Regions from separate parts of the Homo sapiens genome. Here regions 1 and 3 are each linked to region 2. The links are chromatin contacts, found by Hi-C or POLR2A ChIA-PET in ENCODE. All regions are on one chromosome and are shown on one strand. Each heading gives the region's core, a stretch centred on a gene start or an enhancer-like site at or near the end of the contact. The rest is flanking DNA. Distances are from core to core; before and after follow the strand shown. Region 1 has its middle 130 kb from the start of METTL8. Region 2 overlaps LOC124906091 (a long non-coding RNA gene). Region 3 overlaps LOC107983995 (a long non-coding RNA gene).

Evidence for each region. Hi-C counts contacts between places; a loop is a spot of excess contacts on that map. ChIA-PET counts read pairs that join two places held with the same protein, here RNA polymerase II (POLR2A). Pooled maps may share reads with other maps.
Region 1: a pooled map shows a loop between it and region 2 (3-fold over the local background). The contact joins two enhancer-like sites. A Hi-C loop is called at or near these places in 2 of 168 maps with a recorded cell type or tissue (CD4-positive, alpha-beta memory T cell and OCI-LY7), 20 of 37 single-sample maps with no recorded cell type and 14 of 50 pooled maps. POLR2A ChIA-PET finds 5 or more read pairs at or near these places in 2 of 52 experiments (AG04450 and Panc1).
Region 3: a pooled map shows a loop between it and region 2 (5-fold over the local background). The contact joins two enhancer-like sites. A Hi-C loop is called at or near these places in 1 of 168 maps with a recorded cell type or tissue (mammary epithelial cell) and 10 of 50 pooled maps. POLR2A ChIA-PET finds 5 or more read pairs at or near these places in 5 of 52 experiments (AG04449, B cell, GM10248 and 2 more).

The regions. Positions count from the first base shown.
Region 1 is chr2:171,306,506-171,311,104 of GRCh38, forward strand. No RefSeq gene overlaps it. Among named protein-coding and RNA genes, the nearest start is that of METTL8, 130 kb to the right of the region's middle. Within about 2 kb of position 1,311, at least 2 of the 41 ENCODE cell types and tissues checked have a DNase peak (open chromatin) inside an H3K27ac peak, as active enhancers do.
Region 2 is chr2:170,971,717-170,976,262 of GRCh38, forward strand. LOC124906091 (a long non-coding RNA gene) reads left to right here. Exons shown (of 3, transcript XR_007087293.1): 3 at 1,252-1,805. Among named protein-coding and RNA genes, the nearest start is that of GORASP2, 45 kb to the left of the region's middle. RefSeq lists silencers at 1,760-2,069, 2,210-2,459. Within about 2 kb of position 1,820, at least 26 of the 41 ENCODE cell types and tissues checked have a DNase peak (open chromatin) inside an H3K27ac peak, as active enhancers do; they include B cell, where a contact is called at or near this core.
Region 3 is chr2:171,258,389-171,263,160 of GRCh38, forward strand. All of the region lies in intron 2 of LOC107983995 (a long non-coding RNA gene), which reads right to left. Among named protein-coding and RNA genes, the nearest start is that of TLK1, 100 kb to the left of the region's middle. Within about 2 kb of position 2,528, at least 3 of the 41 ENCODE cell types and tissues checked have a DNase peak (open chromatin) inside an H3K27ac peak, as active enhancers do; they include B cell, where a contact is called at or near this core.

The DNA.
Region 1 (4,599 bases), core at 61-2,560, 330 kb after region 2:
TATATGCTAAGAATTGCTGAATCACATGATAATTCTATTTTTAATTTTTTGGGGGCCCACCATACTGTTTTCTATAGCTATTGCACCATTTTACATTCCCATCAACAGTGCACAAGAGTTCCAATTTCTCCATACCTTTGCCAACATTTATTATTTTCTGGGTTTTGGTAGTAGCCATCCTAATGGGTTTGAGGGGGTATCCCATTGTGGTTTTGATTTGCATTTCCCTAATGATTAATGACATTGAGCATTTTTTTATATGCTATTGCCATTTGTATAACATTTTCTGAGAAATGTCTATTCAAGTTCTTTGCCCATTTTAAAATTGAGGGTTTTATTGTTGAGTTGTGAGAGTATTTTTTGTTTTGTTTTGTTTTTTGTTTTGAGACATGATCTCACTCTGTCACCCTGGCTAGAGTGCAGTGGTGCGATCACAGCTCACTGCAGTATTGACCTCCAAGGCCCAAGCGATCCTCCCACACCAGCCTCCTAAGTAGCTGGGACTATAGATGCACACCGCCATGCTCAGCTAATTTTGTTCTTTTTTTTTTTTTTTTTTTTGTAGAGACAGGGGTCTCACTATGTTGCCCAAGCTGGTCTTGAACTCCTGGGCTCCAGCAACCCTCCCACCTCAGCTTCCCAAAGTGCTAGGATTACAGGCATGAGCCACCATGCCCGGTGTAAGAGTTCTTCATATATTCTGGATACTAAACCCTTATCAGATGTATGATTTGCAAACATTTTCTCCCATTGCGTGGGATGCCTTTTACTCTGTTGATGTGTCCTTTAATGCACAGAACTTTTTAATGTTGTTGTAGTCCAACTTTTCTTTTTCTTTTGTTGTCTGTACTTTCGTTGTCATATCCAAGAAATTATTGCCAAACCCAATGTCATGAAGTTTTTCTTCTGTTTTCTTCTAAGAGTTTTATAGTTTTAGGTTCTACATCTAGGTTTTCAATCCATTTTGATTTAATTTTTGTATCTGGCATAAATTTGGGGTCCAATTTCTCTTGCAAGTTGATATCCAGTTTTCCCAATGTTATCTGTTGAAAAAACTGTCCTTTCCCCATTGAATGGTTTTGGCACCCTTATGGAAAATCATTTGACCATATGTGCAGGTATTTATTTCTGGACTCCAAAAGGGCTATTTGTTGAGTTTATGTGAGGATCAGGTGATAACTGTGGTAAAGGTGAGTCAGATCAGGTTCTATGCTTGGATGACCGCTTTGAGTAAATGATGCATAGTGTGAGGCTTTATAGCCGTCTTTGGCCTATTTTGGAGAATCTTACAGATCTCCGGAAAGCAGCTCAGATCTTATCTTAATTGTGACCAGTTGGATGGACTGTGGTGATGCTTAGAGGTGCTGCTAGGTATTGTGAGTAGAAGTCCTACATGCTGTGGCAGGAGGCATTCTGCACAGAGTTATGGGCAGCATTGTTAAAAGCGACCTTGGATGCCAAAGGGTAGATGGTACAAAAGCTATACCTTAAGGACCCATTTCACATGCTTTGTTTGGCTTTTGCCGTATAGCACATGGCTAGATTTGTTCTCTGAGGTTCTTGAAAAGGGTCTAAAAAATGCGGATACCAATTGATATGCTGAGGTTGGCGAAACTATGGTGGCCAAATGGTGATGGTCTGTTGGAGCTAAAGATTTAAGTAGGAGATGCTTACCACATTTCAGACAAATGGGCATCTATCCTGAACTGCAGGAATCTAAAGAGCAGGGGTTCATTTCATCAGCCACCTGCATTTCAGTATTCTCAGTATGCATCACACTTTCTGGCACACAGTAGATGCTTAATAAGCATTTGATTATCTGAATTAAACATAAGCCAAAGAAACAGCAATGACTTTCTTAAATAAGAAAACTCAACTTTTCGGTTAGCAAGTTTCTTAAGGCTAATTTAATTATTTTTAAATAATTATTTAAAAATTATTTATTTTAATTTATTTAATATTTATTTAATATTTAATAATTTATTTATTTAAATAATTATTTAAAAATAATTTTATATTAAATATATTTATATTATATATAAATAATTAAATATTTAAATTATTTATCCTGTAATTATTTATCCTCCTCAAAAGAGACAAAGACTTGTTCACCATCCGTATTAGCCAAGGTTCTCTAGAGAGATAGAACCAATAGGGGAGAGAGAGACAGCGAGAAAGAGAACGAGAGAAAGATAAAGAGAAGAGAGGATTTATTAGGGGAACTGGCTCACAGAATTATGGAGGCTGAGAAGTCCCATGACAGGCCATCTGCAAACAGGAGACCAACGGAAGCCAGTGGCATGGCTCAGTCCAAGTACAAACACTTCGGCACCAGGGAAGCCAATAGTGTAACTCTCAGTCTGAAGGCCTAAAAACCAAAGCAGCTGCTGGTGCAAGTTCCAGAGTCCAAAGGCCAGATAACCTGGAGTCCAAAGGCAGGAGAAGAAGGGGGTGTCCCAGTTCCAGGAGAGAGAGAAAATTCACCTTCCCTCTACCTTATTCTATTCAGGTTGCCCACATTGAGGGCAGATCTTCCCCACTCAATTCACTGACTCACATACCAATCTCCAGAAATAATGCTTTACCAGCTATTCAGGTATCTCTTAATCCAGCCAAGTTGACACCTAAAGTTAACCATCAGGTCATCCTTTGAAAAAAAAAAAAAAAAAATATATATATATATATATATATATATATATTTTATAAATATATAATATACTATTATATATTATATATTAATAATGATATTAATTACCACTTATTAAGTGCCAGTTATCACCAGGCATCATACCTAGCATTTGATGTGCATTATATTTAGTCCTTGCAACAATCTGCAGGTAAGCATTATTTCCATTTGTAGTTCAGTGCATTGAAGCTTGGAGATTTCAAGTGTCTTGCTTAAGGTTACAAAACCAGCAATAGTGAAGTTAGGACTTATATCCAAAATGGGTCCCATGTTTTTGCTCTGAGAACCCTTTTTGCCAGTTTCTACCTGGGCACTGTCATTTTCATCTTCTAGTATGCATTTATTTTAGGGCAAACCCATTTCTTCCCTATAAACAAACCATTAACAATCTTTTCTCTATCTCTGGCCTTTTCCCAAGTTCTCCATGTTCCTTAAATTTGGCATCAGCCCAGCATTGACAATATCATTCGGTGTGACACACACATTCACACATGCGTGTATGCGTTGTAATGTCACCAAAAATGCAACCATCTCCCTTTCCATGTTAAGTCCGCATAGAAACTATTTTGTATCTATTCAAATATTCACAAAAAGTCAAATTTTTTTTTAGAAAGTGAACAAATAAAAGGAACCATAACTACCCGGACCCCTGGTGAGAGCTAGGTGGTGAGATGCTGAAGAGCCATTGACAAGTGCATCTCTGAGCAGACTACTCAGCAAACAGCAAAGGGACAAAGCAGAGTCCACCCCACACTGCTCTAGATTTGGTCTATGTAGCATATGCTTTACCCAGCACTTATAAAAGGTTTAGGTAATTCCCACTCCTGTTCTTTCCTGCCATGTGGAGGGACAGCAACTGATTTAAGACTGCCAGCCTCTTTAATCCCACCCTCCTCCTTCCTGGGAGAGGTGGAGTGATTTATGTAATCAGTGAATATGGGCGGTTACTTAGGCTTGTTTAATCCAGCTCTTCTTTGCTCTTTCTGTTGGATGAAAGTGTGCTGCAATAGGCCTCAAAGGGGCAGGGCCCCCTGTGTAGAGTCTTTGGCTGTCTAGCTGTGAGTCCTGATTCTAGGGTTCAGTATTAGGAAGACACTAATTACTTGTACCCAAAGCCAATTCTTTCCAATACAGCTTCATCAGTAATTGAGCTGACTTTTTTTTTTTTTTTTTTGAGACACAGTTTTGTTCTGTTGCCTAGGCTGGAGTCCAATGGCGCGATCTTGGCTTACAGCAACCTCCACCTCCCGGGTTCAAGCGATTCTCCTGCCTCAGCCTTCCAAGTAGCTGGGATTACAGGTGCCCACCACCACGCCCAGCTGATTTTTGTACTTTTAGTAGACACGGGGTTTCGCCATGTTACCCAGGCTGGTTTCAAACTCCTGATCTCAGGTGATCCACCCGCCTCAGCCTCCCAAAGTGCTGGGATTACAGGCGTGAGTCACTGCGCCCAGGCTGAGCTGACATTTTAATCTTCATTTATTGACACCTTAATCTCTCTGATTGGTTTAAAACTTGGGCAGAGAACATAGGGATATTATTTATTGGGTTTCTCTCAAACCTCATTGGATGGCTGTGATTCCACATTGTGGTCTTGTCTAGCAGACTATTCTGGCCTGTATTCTTTGCTTGCCCTCTGTTTATTTCCTCAGAGGGGGACAGTAAATCTTGAATCACTTGGTGACTCTGTTATACTGATACCTAGCCAGTTCCCTTAGTTCCCTTACACAAGGTAGGAGTCAGGCCTTTCTCCTTCACTGAGGAATGAGGATGATCTTCTGGTTGGCCAATGTCTCCTTCCCCTTTACATCTCTGGGTATATTTCTCCTAAATCTGTGCTGCATCTTTCCACATTTACGAAGCATCAACAAACTCGTGGTTTGTGATGTCATGGTAGAAAACAAACATAAAAG
Region 2 (4,546 bases), core at 570-3,069:
TGGAGTACAGTGGCACTATCTCTGCTCACTGCAAGCGCTGCCTGCTGGCTTGACGCCATTCTCCTGCCTCAGCCTCCCAAGTAGCTGGGACTACAGGCGCCCGCCACCACGCCCGTCTAATTTTTTGTATTTTTAGTAGAGACGGGGGTTTCATCGTGTGAGCCAGGATGGTCCCGATCTCCTGACCTCGTGATCCATCCGCTTTGGCCTCCCAAAGTGCTGGGGTTACAGGCGTGAGCCACCGCACCCGGCCTGAATTACTTTTTAATCACTAACAACAATGGGGTTATTTTGATCTAGGGGGTGTGGATGAATGGGAGACTTACAGAGCCAGAAAAAGCCCTGTTCCGGGCCAGGCGCGGTGGCTCACGCCTGGAGTCCCAGCACTTTGGGAGGCCGAGGCAGGCGGATCACGAGGTCGGGAGATCGAGACCATCCTGGTCAACATGGTGAAACCCCGTCTACTAAAAATACAAAAATTGGGCGTGGTGGCAGGTGCCTGTAGTCCCAGCTACTTGGGAGGCTGAGGCAGGAGAATGGCTTGAACCTGGGAGGCGGAGGTTGCAGTGAGCCGACATCATGCCACCGTACTCCAGCCTGGCGACAGAGCGAGTCTCTGTCTCAAAAAAAAAAAAAAAAAAAAACCTTGTTCCATCTCTTCTGAAGCCTTTCATTTCAGTCTGTCCAGGACGGCCGCTGCTGCAGGGCCGGGGAAGCTTTTTCCCCAAGCAGCGTCATGACTGGTCAGACTAAGGGAGCTCTCTGCTAACAACCCCCAACACTGTCCCTAGATTAGAATTATCCATGAAATTTCCCTGAATAGACTTGCACTGTGACTGATTTGCAATGCTGTGTTGTGTTTGTAAATCAGTTTGGCCAGAACCGTGTAGCTCAGACAGCTATGCTGAAAGAGCCCAGAAACACAATGGCAAGAATCCATGTTGTACCCAGGCGCTGTTTTGGCTTCTAGAGCTCTGGAAACAGTGTTAGCGTCAGGTAGTGAAGTATGCATGGTTCCAACACGTTCACTCGAGATCAGTGGCTAAACAACCTGTGTGCTTCTCGGTGGTGAGGAACAGAACTGCTAGAGGAGCCTCATAAAATCAAGAAGAAACAGATGCCTGTTGTATGAGTCCAGGAGCTCAAAGCTCATTCCGATTTTAATAAACAGTTACTTGCCTTTGTCTCTGTCAAGGTTTTGTTTTTAAAGGGCATGAAACTTTAGAGACTAATTCATTTCCCCAAATTCAGATCTCTCTTAGGTAAGCAGTACAACCTGAGAAAAGAGGACAACCCTCTGGGATCTTTGGCACCGTGACGCTGCCATATTCCAGGAGAGGACAGGTGAGGGTTCGCTGTGGCTGAATCGGAAGGAGACAGAAGAAGCAGGGACGAGCCACCGGGCAGGCCTCAGGACAGGCTTAGGTTCTGAACTTGATCCCATGGACTGGTGTTACCCAGAGTGAAGAAAACTGTCTTTCCTCCTTTAATACCTATATATTTTATTTTAGCACGTATTGGGGAAAAAATAATAGTTGCATTGGATATGGCTAATTTTACGAATTAACTTCAGTGAAAAAAGGGAATGGTTTTAAAGAGAAGTGATGGGTGAGTTCTTGAGTTAATTCCCTCAGGGGAAGCAGGTGCGCCTGGAGAGCTCAAACCGAGGCCCCTGCTTCACAGGCGGGCGGGCTTTGGGGTAGGAGCTGAATCCACGTAGGTCTGCCCGGTCCCACGCCTCAGTTCTGTCCCCACGCGGCAGGTTCCTGGAACGACATTCACCTTTGTTCAGGAACTCCGGTCTTACCGCCGCCCACGTGGAGTGGGATCCGAGCCAAGGGGGCCTCCCGAGCGGGGACTACAGTGCGCGCCACGGGCCACCAGGTGGCGCCGGGAGCCTGGGAAAGCCGCGCCCCGCCAGCGGCCGCGGGGTCTCCGGGCCGCCCTCGCAGGGCCCCTGGGCGGGGCCGGGGCGTCGCGGTGGGGCGCTTTCCGTTCTTTGGAAGAAGGGCTCTGGTCCCCCGCTTTCTTTCCATCTCAGACCCAGTGCGGAAACGTGGGGGATGAGCCTGGGCGCCTTCACCAAACGGAACCCCCTTTAATCTGATGTGAAGGCAAATCTCTCCACCGGGGGACCCGTTGGGTGCGGCGGAGACACCCTTCGGTGGCTGAGAAACCCTCAGACGCCGTGGAAGCACCAGGGGTCTGAGCGCCCAGTGCGGGAGGTGCGGGGCCGGCTTCCCTCCCCGGGGCTGGAGCCTTCAGGAGCGCCGCCCCCACCCGGCTTCCTCCGAGGGCAGTGCTGGACTCTGGCCTGGCCCCTGGCCGGCCGCTGCCCTTGGCCTCGTCCAACCCACACCCGCGGGGCGGAGGCTCCTGCTGTGCACAAGCCCGGGGCGCCGGGGTGGGGCGGCTGGGTCTGGGCCCAGGTGTCCCGAATCCAAAAGCATCCCACTGCGCTGCCTGTAAATTAGCGATTTCGGATCTAGTGATGAGCAGAGGGGACAGAATAGCCCAGAGGCCGGGTAACTAACATGTGCGGGATCAAGGAAGGCGTTCGTGGGCAGCTACTATTAGGGCTTTGAAGAATGCATAGAGGTTCTCTTAGGTGGTCAAAGTGGAAGGAAGAGGTTCTCTTAGGCAGAGGGAACAGCGTCTGCAAGGACACACAGGAATGTGGCACGTGGTGTGTCCCGGAACTACAAACAGCTCTGGTTGCTGGAATGTGAAAAGTCAAGTATGGAGTGGTAGCAGTTGCCACAGAAGGGGGAGCGGGGCCAGATCGCCGAAGGCCTTGAATGCCATGCTCAGGGGCTTAGACTGCACTGCCCTGGGGAGTTTATAAGGGGGATGGATGTTTTTTGTTCTTGGCAGTGAAGTACCCAGGGAGCTTGCCCCTTACATAGGTCAGTGGTCTGAAAAACCTCCTTTTTGGCAAGCAGGGGCCTTTCGTGAAAGAAAAAAAAAATCATATGGCACATAGATTCAAAAGCCAGGCCAGTGTGGAGCTGCCGGCAGTTTCCCTGTGAGCAGGAGGGAAAGGCGGGGCATCCCTGAGAAAGGAGCCATAGTCATCCCAGCCGGATGGCGTGGGAGAAATCTCAGGAGTCCATTATCCCCAAACACTAAAGTCCAGCAAAGTGCTGTGCCACATGTCATCCCCCACCCTCCACCTGCCTGCTGTAGTTGTGGCTGGAGGAGTAACTCACATTTTCCCTGGTCTTGTAGCAGACTGGGAAGAACCAAAAGCTGAATAGGGTGAGAGCATCCTCTTTCTTCTTCAGCTCTTTAGCCAAAGGACTCTTTCAATCCTGAGCTCGGAAAAGCAACCATGGACCAGCACTTCTCAACCCTGGTGGCTTTGAAAAACACTGTTGCCTATGGATCAGGGACAGCATTGTGGAGATCCTCCCTCTCAATTCCTTCATTTTATAGATGAAAACAGTGAAATCCAGAAAGGTTAAATGTCTCTCCAACAAGCATACGGCTAGGGGGTGGTAGAGCTGGGTCTATACCTAGTACCCAGGTGGAAATCGGATCCAGGGATTCTTTCAGCAAGCCTGAGACCCGGGCAGGTGTGGGGCGGGGCCGGTGGAGCAGAAACAGACCAGGCTGCAACTGCAGGGCTGCATGGAGGACCTGGGTGCAAGGTCCTCGGGGGACTCGTGGGGGATTCTCAGAACCCAGCCCCCAGGGCTTTTAGTATCTTCATTTTGATCACAATTTAAAATAGCAGTGGTTTGTGGGGGTTTTTTTGTTTGTTTGTTTTTCCCAACAAGGAGATGGTGTAGTCAGTGATCAGACCTCGGTTGTGAAGTCAACTCGATTCAGCCTAGTCAAATGGCCGCTCGCTACTGGGGGAGCTTCCACCACTGCAGGGGCCATGCACCTGGCTTCAGCATTCTTCCTGGGCACGGGCATCCTTCTGCCCCTGCAGACTGGCAGAGCAGCAGAGGCAAAGTGGACAACTAGGGTGAGAAAGTGCTACAATGCGACCTGTGAGGAGGGGAGGTGGCCTCAGGGGTTATACCTGTCTTCAAGCCTTGGTGTCGTGGACAAAGTCTGACTTAAAGTCCTCTCCAGCACCTAGCTCCCAGCAGGCACTCACCATATGCCGCACAAAGGCACAGGCGATGAGTGTAGCTCCATGTGCTGGGTGCTAGGTTAGAGTCGAAGGGGTGGCAGTCAGTGCCTGGCATGTGGTGGGCACTCACTGGGGTTCTCTGCCTGGGCCACTCCCTTCTCTGGACCCTGGACCCTGGACAGGGATTTGAGTGGGGAGGGGCCTGCCTTCCTGGGAGGAAGTTACAGAATGGAGCAGGGTGGGGAGGGGAAGAGGTTTCAAACCATTTCCCACCGCCCCCTGGGGGGCATGGGCTATCTCTGGAGGTATGCTGTGCATGGGTCAGTGTGACCGAAAGGCAAGGGCTACTCTGCCTCTGACACCCAGGTCCGAGGCTTTGTATTCTTGAATTTGCCATCCAAAACCACAAAGTTGTTTTAAAAAACCCACGAAGTTGTTTAAAAGATACAAATTTAGGCTGGG
Region 3 (4,772 bases), core at 1,278-3,777, 290 kb after region 2:
CAATAGAACTGATCCAAAAATAAAACACAAAGAGAAAAGAGAATTAAAAACAAGAATGAAAAGAGCATCAGTGAGCTGTAGGAAAACTTTAAGCAGTTTGATTTATATGTAATTGTTGTCCCTAAAGTAGCGGGAGGGACAGAAAAGCTATTCAAAGGAATAATAGCTGAAAATTTTCTGGTTTTGATGAAAACTAAAAACCTACAGGTCCAAGAAAGTCAATAAATCCTAAGCACAAAAATATGAAGAAAATGAGTACACTAAGGCACATCAGAATCAAACTGCTCAAAATTAGTGATGAAGAGATAATACTAAAAGTAGCCAGAGAAGAAAAGACACATTATATACAGAAGACCAAAGATAAGGATGACAGAAGACTCCTCATAGGAAACAATGATACAGGTGATAAGACAGTGGAGCAACATCTTTAAGCTACTGAAGGAAAAAACAAACTGTTACCTAGAAATTTATACCCAGCAAAAATATTTTTTAAAGATGAAGGTGGAATAAATACTTTTTCAGACATACCAAAGCCGGAATAATTTATCACTAACAGATCTGCAATATAAGAAATGTTAAAGGAAATCCTTCAGGCAGAAGGAAAATAACACCTGATGGAAATATGATTATACAGAAAATTCAGAGCAACAAAAATGATAACTACATGGACAAATACGTAAGACTTTTTCTCTTATAATTTGAATATCTTTAAAATATATTGACTGTTTAAACAAAAATAATAACAATGTGTTGTGGGGATTACAACATATGCATAAAGAAAACAGTAGCCTAAGTGCTGGGAGGGAAAAGTGGAGTTATGTAATTATAAAATTCTGTGGCCTGGCGCCGTGGCTCACGCCTGTAATCTAACACTTTGGGAGGCTGAGACAGGCGGATCACTTGAGGTCATCAGTTCAAGACCAGCCTGTCCAACATGGTGAAACCCCATCTCTACTAAAAATACAAAAATGAGCCGGGTGTGGTGGTGGGTGCCTGTAGTCCCAGTTACTTGGGAGGCTGGAGCAGAAGAATCATCTCTACTAAAAATACAAAAATTAGCTGGCCATGATGGCATGTGCCTGAAATCTCAGCTACTCGGGAGGCTGAGGCATGAGAATTGCTTGTACCCAGGACGTAGAGGTTGCAGTGAGCTGAGATGGTGCCACTGCACTCCAGCCTGGCAATAGAGTGAGACTCCATCTCCAAAAGAAAAAGGAAAAAGGACTGGTGCGGTGGCTCACACCTGTAATACCAGCACTTTGGGAGGCCGAAACAGGAGGATCACGAGGTCAGGAGTTCAAGACCACCCTGGCCAACATAGTGAAACCCCATCTCTACTAAAAATACAAAAAATCAGCCGGGTGTGGTGGCAGGTGCCTGTAATCCCAGCTACTTTGGAGACTGAGGCAGGAGAATCGCTTGAACCCGGGAGGTGGAGGTTGCAGTGAGTGGAGATTGCGCCACTGCATTCCAGCTTGGGCAACAGTGCAAGACTCCATCTCAAAAAAAAAGAAGAAAAAAAAAAGAACAAAAGGCTCAATAATAAGAAAACAACACAATTAAAAAAATAAGCAAAAGAATCAAACAAACATGGGTGACAAATAAGCATATGAAGCATATAAGAAGATGCTCAGCATCATTAGTCATTAGGAAAATGCAAATTAAAACCATAACTACTGAATGGCTAAAATTAAAAAGACTGACCATACCAGGTGTTGGTGAGGAGGTAGAGGAACTTGAACTCTTATACCTTGCTGGGGAAAGTATAAAACAGTACAACCACTCTGGAAAACAGTTTGTCAGTTTCTTAGAAAGTTAAACATAAACCTACCATTTTATCCAGCCATTCACTCTTAGGTATAAGAGAAAAAACATGCATCTATATAGAATTATGCATAAATGTTCATAGAATCTTCATTGGTAATAGCCCCAAACTGGAAACAACCCAAATGTCCATGTACAGGTGAAACAAACCGGTATATCCAGCTGATGGGATACTACCCAGCAATAAAAAGAAATGAACAATTGATACATTCAACAACATGGATGAATCCGCAAATAATTAATGCTGAGCAAAAGAGGCCAGACCAGAAAAAGAGTATGCACTGTATGAGTTCATTTATATAACATGCTAGGAAACGCAAACTAACGTATAGTGACAGAAAGCAGATTAGTGGTTTCCTGGTGGATGAGGAGATGTGAAAGAACAGGAAGAAAGTGTTACAAAAGCAAAGAAACTTTTTGAGGTATTTTCACTATATTAATTGTGGTTATGGTTTCATAGTTGCATATGTGAAAGGAAGATAAAATCATGGAACCCCAAATTCACGATGCCAAAAGGGAAAAGTTAAGCTTGGAAGCTGAGTCATGAAAAAAAACCCCAAAACTGCCTTTATCTTTGTTCCTAAACTGATAGCTACAGATAGAAGGCCACAGGGGGCCTCCCTCACCTTGACAATGTAAATGAACAGCTTATCTTCATGGACTTGGGGGTGGAGGAGTGAGGGGAAAGAGGAGATTCGAAATCCCCTTCCATCCTGAGCTGAATGCATGTTTGACTGCTTTTCTACTCTATGTTTACTTCACCTTATGTAAAAGAGCAGATTTACTGAGTGTGAGTCAAATACATAATTGATTTTTCCCCTACCCCTTCCTTTTCATGCACATGTGACTTCACAAGAATGTGACCATGCCCTTCCTCTTTTTTTTCTTTCCCCTTTCCCCTCCTGCCTACTTTTCCCCTTTAAAATTGAAGCCCCCAAAATTCTCTGCAGAAAAAATAAGGGCCACAGATCCTGCTGTGGCTTGTGTCTCTTTTTCCTGGGTGTGTATTCAACCTCAGCAAAATAAACCTCTAAACTGATTGAGACCTGTCTCAGATACTTTTTGGTTTACATATATGTATGTCAAAACCTATCGAGTTGTACATTTCAACTATATGTTATTTATTGTAAGTCAGTTATACCCCAATAAAGCTGTAGAAACATAAATATTAGTTATTTTTAAAAATCAGTGCTAGGGGCCAGGCACGGTGGCTCACGCCTGTAATCCTAGCACTTTGGGAGTCCAAGGCGGGCGGATCACCTGAGGTCAGGAGTTCGAGACCAGCCTGGGCAACATGGTAAAACCCCGTCTCTACTAAAAGCACAAAAATTAGCCAGGCTTGGTGGCATGTGCCTGTAATCCCAGCTACTCGGGAGTCTGAGGCAGGAGAATCACTTGAACCCAGGAGGCGGAGGCTGCAGTGAGCTGAGATTGTGCCACTGCACTCCAGCCTGGGAAAGGAGAGCAAAACTCCATCTCCAAAACAAATCAGTGTTAGACTTTACCACACTCTGGCCTTATGACTCTTTGAAGCTGAGATTCTTTTAGTCATCAACATGGTTCTGGCCTAGGAACTAGTAGTTCTTCTGTGGAGTTAGAGAGCAGATAAAGGCCTGTTCTTCTACAGACAAGTTCTTTGCAAGCCATCCAAGGTGATGGAAAGGAGGTGGGGGCCACAGAGTTGAGCTTTTTTCTTTCTTCCAGGAAGAAATTAAAGACCCTTGGGGTTTTTCAATCACAATTCTCTTGACCTACTTGAGTCACTATGGGGCAGGATGCTTTGTTTCATTTCATAGAAACAAAGAGTGAGCATAAATTCTAAACAAAGTAATGTATTTGTAGATGGTCTTGTCTCTTGACGCAGATATAAAGCCTATCTTCTGAGAGAGGACAAAGAGATTAGTATGTGCCTTGCTTAAGAACAATAGACAAATGTTACAGCCTGTTAACTCCATCTGCTTCCCAAAAGAAGAAAGAATTTTTACAATGAAGTGTCAGAGGGTCTTCAGGCCCCATACGGGAGATTTTCCCAAGGGAAGCCCATAACAACCTTCCTGTGTATTTAAGCCAATATGTTCCAGCTCCTAGAGTGGGGCTCCTTGTCCTTAATTGTGGAATAAAAAGCTTTGTCTTATTGAAAGAATTTGAGGCATAGGGAGAAGGGGAAGTATTTTGGTTGGTGGGGAGGGAAGTCACAAGGTTGCATGCTTTCCTGGCTACGATGGAATCATTTGTGTAGTGAAGAAACTGAATCATCCAAAGGAAAGTATCGTCAGCTACCATATTCCAGAAATCATTTGCTTTCCTGAGGCACTGGGTGACTGAAGCAGATACATTGCAGGCACATGCCTGTAAGAGCCAAGGAATTCAACTTTTTTTTTTTTTTTCTTTGAGACAGAGTCTCGCACTTTCACCCAGGCTGGAGTGCAGTGGCGCGATCTCGGCTCACTCCAAGCTCCACCTCCCGGGTTCACGCCATTCTCCTGCCTCAGCCTCCTGAGTAGCTGGGACTACAGGCACCTGCCACCGCGCCTGGCTAATTTTTTGTATTTTTGGTAGAGATGGGGTTTCATTGTGTTAGCCAGCATGGTCTCGATCTCCTGACCTCGTGATCTGCCCACCTCGGCCTCCCAAAATGCTGGGATTACAGGCGTGAGCCACTGCACCTGGTTGGAATTCAACTTTTTTTTTTTTTTTTTTTTTTGAGTCAGAATCTCGCTCTGTCCCTCAGGTTGGAGTGCAGTGGTGTGATCTCAGCTCACTGCAGCCTCCACCTCTCGGGTTCCAAGCGATTCTCATGTCTCAGTCTCCTGAGTAGCTAGGGTTACAGGCACCTACCACCACACCCAGCTAAATTTTGTATTTTTAGTAGAGATGGGGTTTCTCCATGCCAGGAATTCAACTTTGTTTTTGTTTTTGTTTTTTTGAGATGGAGTTTCACTCTTGTT